Regions from separate parts of the Homo sapiens genome. Here region 1 is linked to region 2. A link is an interaction called in ENCODE POLR2A ChIA-PET data of the cell type or tissue named here. Cell type or tissue: GM12878. All regions are shown on one strand. Links, peaks and the distances in the headings refer to the core of each region. The heading gives the core; the rest is flanking DNA. Region 1 overlaps NUMB (NUMB endocytic adaptor protein). Region 2 overlaps PAPLN (papilin, proteoglycan like sulfated glycoprotein).

The links. ChIA-PET counts read pairs that join two places held together with the same protein. Peaks named below come from ENCODE experiments on the same cell type or tissue, not always from the same donor. Only the 100,000 strongest peaks of a DNase experiment are listed, where the experiment ranks them.
Region 1: POLR2A ChIA-PET joins it to region 2 with 5 read pairs; 3 of 35 experiments call an interaction of 5 or more read pairs at or near these places.

Annotation. Positions count from the first base shown.
Region 1 is chr14:73,305,485-73,308,391 of GRCh38, reverse strand. All of the region lies in intron 6 of NUMB (NUMB endocytic adaptor protein), which reads left to right. Among named protein-coding and RNA genes, the nearest start is that of PAPLN-AS1, 61 kb to the right of the region's middle. In GM12878, for the core only: no CTCF peak of the experiment used is centred there; no DNase peak of the experiment used is centred there.
Region 2 is chr14:73,241,260-73,244,166 of GRCh38, reverse strand. The region is part of intron 2 of PAPLN (papilin, proteoglycan like sulfated glycoprotein); the gene reads right to left. PAPLN-AS1 (PAPLN antisense RNA 1) reads left to right here. Exons shown (of 2, transcript NR_135248.1): 2 at 1-149. Among named protein-coding and RNA genes, the nearest start is that of PAPLN-AS1, 3.3 kb to the left of the region's middle. In GM12878, for the core only: no CTCF peak of the experiment used is centred there; a DNase peak (open chromatin) is centred at 1,296; H3K4me3 peaks cover 1,050 bases.

The sequences.
Region 1 (2,907 bases), core at 210-2,709, 64 kb before region 2:
TGTCACAAATCAAATTCCCCCAAGGAGAGAAGGATCTTTCTCTCCTAGTCTTTCCCAGTCTCAATATACAGCATCTCTGTCCCTATGCTCTAGCCAAACCCTGGATTTGACCTTGACTTCTCTTTTTCTTATACCCTACATCCACTCCATCAACAGTTCCTGTCTGCTTCAGCCTTCAAGAACCTAATCAATTCTCACTATCTCCACCACTCCTACCCTGGTCCAAGCCAGCATCTCCTCTTATCTGAACCATTGCAGTAGCATCCTACTAGCATCCTACTACCCCTGCTTTCATTATTGTCCTCCTGCCATCCCCTCTTGAGAGATCAACCCGAGTGATCTTTTTAAGACAGAGGCCCGGCCGGGCGCGGTGGCTCACGCCTGTAATCCCAGCACGTTGGGAGGACGAGGCGGGCGGATCACGAGGTCAGGAGATGGAGACTATCCTGGCTAACACGGTGAAACCCCGTCTCTACTAAAAATGCAAAAAAATTAGCCGGGCGTGGTGGCGGGCGCCTATAGTCCCAGCTACTCGGGAGGCTGAGGCAGGAGAATGGCGTGAACCCGGGAGGCGGAGCTTGCAGTGAGCCAAGATCGTGCCACTGTGCTCCAGCCTGGGCAACAGAGCAAGACTCCGTCTCAAAAAAAAAAAAAAAAAAAAAAGACAGAGGCCCGATTATGTTGCTTCACTGTCCCATGTCCTCCAGTAGCTTCCTGACCTACTCAGAGTAAAAGCCAGTCTTTTAGGCCTTGTAGGCCATTGCATATGAATCCCCTCTTTTTCCTCTTTTATCTCCTCCTAGCCTTCCTCTTGCTCCCTCTGTTCCAGCCACACTAGCCTCCTCAGTATTCCTTAAACAAACCAGGCACGCTTTCACCTCAGGGCCTTTGTACTTGCTGTAACCTCTAGTCTGGAACGCACATCATCCAGATATATGTGTGGCTCACTTCCTCATCTCTTTCCCTTCACTCAAAAGCCCCATTCTCAGGCATTTACTGACAACTTCTTAAAAAATCCAAACACCACTCTCCCCCAGACACACACACACTCCCAATTCCTAGCTATTTTTTTTTTTTTTTTTAAAGACAGAGTCTCACTCTGTTGCCCAGGCTGGAGTGCAGTGGCGCAATCTCGGCTCACTGCAAGCTCCGCCTCCCGGGTTCATGCCATTCTCTGGCCTCAGCCTCCCGAGTAGCTGGGACTACAGGTGCCCGCCACCACACCCAGCTAATTTTTTGTATTTTCAGTAGAGACAGGGTTTCACTGTGTTAGCCAGGGTGGTCTCAATCACCTGACCTCGTGATCCACCCGCCTTGGCCTCCCAAAGTGCTGGGATTATAGGGGTGAGCCACCACGCCTGACCCCTAGCTTTATTTTTATCTGATAGGGTTTATCACTGTGTGTCATACCATACATTTTACTTGCTTATCTCTTCCTCACTGAAATGTAAGCTCTGTGAGGACAGTGATCTCCACCTGTTTTGTTTACTGCTGAATCTTCAGTACCTAGAATAATTTGTGGTCCATAGTAGCTGCTCCAAAATATTTGAATTAATGCGTAAAGGAATGAATGAGAAATGTACTGCTCAAGTTCACCCTGTTGTGGGAGGAATCAGATAGGTAAAGACATGGTTACCAAATTGTGTGACAGTAACAGGTGCTCCAGGAGCAAAAAGGAAGAGTGAATGTGAAAGGTTGTAATGAAGGCTTCTAGGAGGAGATGACACCTAGGGCTGAGCCTAAAAACTATGAATTCCAGTTAAACTAACTTAGAAGAGAAAGAGATTTCAGACAGAAGGAACAGCACTATCAGGGACATTGGGATGAGAGAAAACATGTTCCACACTCATTCATTCATTCATTCATTCAACCTAGGGGTGTTGAGAAGGAAACAGAAGATGAGACCCAGATTTCGTTCATGGATGACCAAGGGGTTGGTGGAATCACTCATTGTGAGAAGGGATAAATTTGGTTTTGGACAGGTTGAATTTGAGATGCCTCTAGAATTTTCATTTCAGCTACTATATACCTTTGAAATATGAACTTAATATTGGAATAATCCCTAGGTCTCCCCTCCCCCAATTGAAGTGATTTGGCAAACTAGAAGAGCTAAATTGCCTCCCCAAAATCTCTCCTTTACTGTGTAGTTCATGACATGCTCCATCCTTGTGTTTTCCTAAAAGCCTTTAAGTGCCCCTCTCATTTAAGAAAGTACAGGAATAATGAACCTTAGTGTCTGAGACTAAAAGTTATTGTACTCTTCCTGAGCACAGTACAATCTCAAATCCTGAAGAAAGTTGTGTTTCTGTCCTTTCACTGCTTTGTTCTTTGGGGTATATTCACTGGATTTTGGAATTATAAGACAAAATTTATTGATTACACCATTCTGTTCAGAAATTCAAATATTAAATTATAGACTTCAAGGCTTTTCTTTTCTGATTTAAAAAGCAATGAAGCTGGGTTTCCTCTGAAAAAAGTCTCGTTTGTTTATTACAAGGCACACTGTATCATGGTTCCCTGGTTTATATATCACCATTACTCTGTAATGCCTGCCTCTGTGTAGATGTGACGGAAAGACTGACCAGTGATTCTTTACACATTGGGAACCTTTGAAGACCTCTTTGGTTTGTAGCTGAAGGAACTTTGCACAGTAGAATTGCAAATCACTGTTGTTCTGAGAGTGACTTGCTCTGCCCTAATTGGTCTGTTTGCTGCTGTTGCTTCTTAATATTTCAAAGCTATGCAAAATGATGTTTCCATGTGTCTTTATAGCATTTCTTCACTTCAGCTTACATTAGAACATCTGCTTAACCCTTTTGCTCTTACCTAGCGTATGCCCGCAGAGCTGTCTTGCCTCCAAATGTCATTTTTATTTTTGTTAATTAATGGCATGCTCTTATCTCACTG
Region 2 (2,907 bases), core at 321-2,820:
CAGCTGGGTACCTGGCTGCCCAAAATTTAAAAAAAAAATACATTTCCTGGACTGCCTGCAGCTAACTGTGGCTACATCACTTAGTTCTCATCAGTGAGATGTAAATACAAGTGTTGGGCAGCTGCCGCAAATAATCTCCTCAAGAGAGAGCCTGCGTGAGCCTTTGTCCTTTTCTCCTTCCTCCTGTACTCTTTCAGGCTGTCTGGGAAGCAGATGTGATGGCTGGAGTTGGAGCAGCCTTTTAGACTGTGAGGTAACTTGGAAATAGAGGCTTCAAACAGTGAAGCAAAGATAGAGGGACTCTAGAGCCTGGAGGATTTTGTGCAACAGAATAGCCCCAGACTTCTGACCCCTGGGTGTTTATATGAGAGAGGAATCATGTCTGTCTTATTGAAGAACTGTTATTTGGGACTCTACACAGGATTATAATCCTAGCAGGTACACTTTCCCACCAGAAAGATTGGACCCCTTGCAGCTGGCATCAGGAATCCACATGCCACACACACATTATCTCATTTCATCCTCACAACAACCCGACAGACCCCATTGCATGAATAAGAAAAGTGAGGCAGAGAGAGGAAACCACAGGGGAAGAAGTGGGCACAGTAGCCGGCCAGCCTCACTGCAGTCCTCTGCTCCCCTGCCGAGGCTGTGCCCCCACCCACCTGGGGGAATCAAATGAGACACTAGATGATTCCCTACAGGGTTGGACAGGGATTAGATGTAACTTCACAATTTTCCCAGGAGGCATATGGTGTACATGCAAACATTTGCTGGAAGGGGACTTTCTTTTAGGGTATCACCACTTAAGACTCAAGGAAAAATACCATTCCCACTTTTCAGAGAAAGAGCTCAATGGTCACACAGAAAAGCAGCCGGGCACGGTGGCTCATGCCTGTAATCCCAGCACTTTGAGAGGCCAAGGCAGGCAGATCACCTGAGGTCAGGAGTTCGAGACCAGCCTACCCAACATGGCGAAACCCCGTCTCTACTAAAACTACAAAAAATTAGCCAGGCGTGGCGGCGGGTGCCCGTAATCCCAGCTAGTCGGGAGGCTGAGGCAGGAGAATTGCTTGAACCCGGGAGGTGGAGGTTGCAGTGAGCCGAGATTGCATCACTGCACTCCAGCCTGGGCGACAGAGTGAGACTCCATCTCAAAAAAAGAAAAGAAAAGCAGGCTCTTGCTTTCATGGTGACCCCTGAGCAGCTTCGCTGAATCTCAGGTGAGGAAGGACGTTTACTCATCTCTAACATCCCTGGTGCCAAACATCTAGTTATCCTTGTCTTATAACAAAACCCAGAACACTGAAGCAGAACAAACCACGCACAAACCACGCTAAGCCTGCCGAACCACACACAACCAAGAAGGAAGGGCTTGCCAGATGAGAGGTCTTAGCTTTCACTTTGTAAAATATCTACTCCTTCAAGTCTAACTTGGACAAAAATCTCTAAGCTTTCGAAACCACTGAGCCAAAATATCAAAGTTTTCTCTGAATGAAAGTTAAACTGAAATTTACTTGGATCAAGTTTCTATTTCACAAGGAAGACACTGAGTGTTGAGCGTGAAGGGTGACTTTCCAGAGACAGCCTGCAGCCCCAGCTGGGATTCTGGCACCCGCCCCCCCCACACACAGCCTCATCCCACATTTTAAGTATTCAGGAGAGGTCTTCAGGGGTGGCTGCTTTCTTAGCTGCTGGGTTGGGCCTGGTTGTCAATTACCCTCTGACTAAGGCCTGTTTGGATGTCTGTCTTGGCTCCTTGGCACAGCAGCCAGCAAAATCCACCCTTCCCTGGAGCTGGGCTGGGTGTACTGGTGTGTGGCCAAGGGGTACCCCTGCCATGGAGCCACAGCCTGGCCATCAGGATAAGGCAGGGGCAGGACTGGCCTGAACAAGGGCCCCCTAAGGGACATGCTGTTTCCAGAATGCCCTCTTGCCTCCTGTGCCCAGCACCTGTAAGGCAGGTGTCCACTAGCCAGGAGCCCTAGTCCGTCCCATCCTAGAGCCGTGCTCTGTCCACACACTCCACACTGTCTCTCCAAGGAAGGAAAGCACCTTCAGCCACAGGCAGCATGAGCACACTCTTGCTCTGTAATTACCCAAACCGTGAACTGCCCGACATGGCGTGAAGCCGGAATGAGCTGATACAGCCAGCCTCACCTGGGGCCTGCCCTCACCTGTCTCATGCTGCGCTAGGCGCCCCACCCATGCCTCCTTCAACTCCCACCTGGAGCCACTCAGGGGTCCCCTTTCCTGCTGCACTGTTTCCAGGGGAATCAACTGCCCAATGTGCACGTGTGTAAGAGAGAGACAGAACACATGCACACCCGTGTGCAGACGGGAGCAGAGGCTGAGGCCCAGGAACACGCAGGCCGCCACCTTTATTCATTTACTCATTCTGTTCAGACTGACCGCTGACAGCATAAGTGATCCAGAGAAGGTGCTCGGACTGGGTGGTTCCTGCCCCAGCAACAGAGGGAGGCAGTGGAGCTGTGAGCGGGGCCACACCCCCTGCAGACTCACAGAGGGCAGGGAGAGAAGAATTCTCAGCCCAGGCTGCGCCCAGCCCCATCTGAGACTCACTGGGAGGAGGTGGCAGCCGGATGAGGCTACTCAGCGTGGCCTTAAGGGAGAAAAGGTTTAAGAGAACCAAGGGCGCTTTGGAAACCTTGATTTGTTTCATCTGCATGACAACCTCTGGGGTGGGCATTATTACTCCCAAATTAGAGCAGTCTAAGGCTTATTTGCCTAGGATCATGCAGCTGTCCAGGTGGCTCTGGGATTTAATCCTGGGGCCTGGACGCTGTCCTCGTGCCCCCTCCACCTGGGCTTTGGCCTTCATGCAGCTGGGCCACCAGCACGTGGTGAAGGACCTGAGAGTGGCATTTAGGAAGCAAGATTCATGGG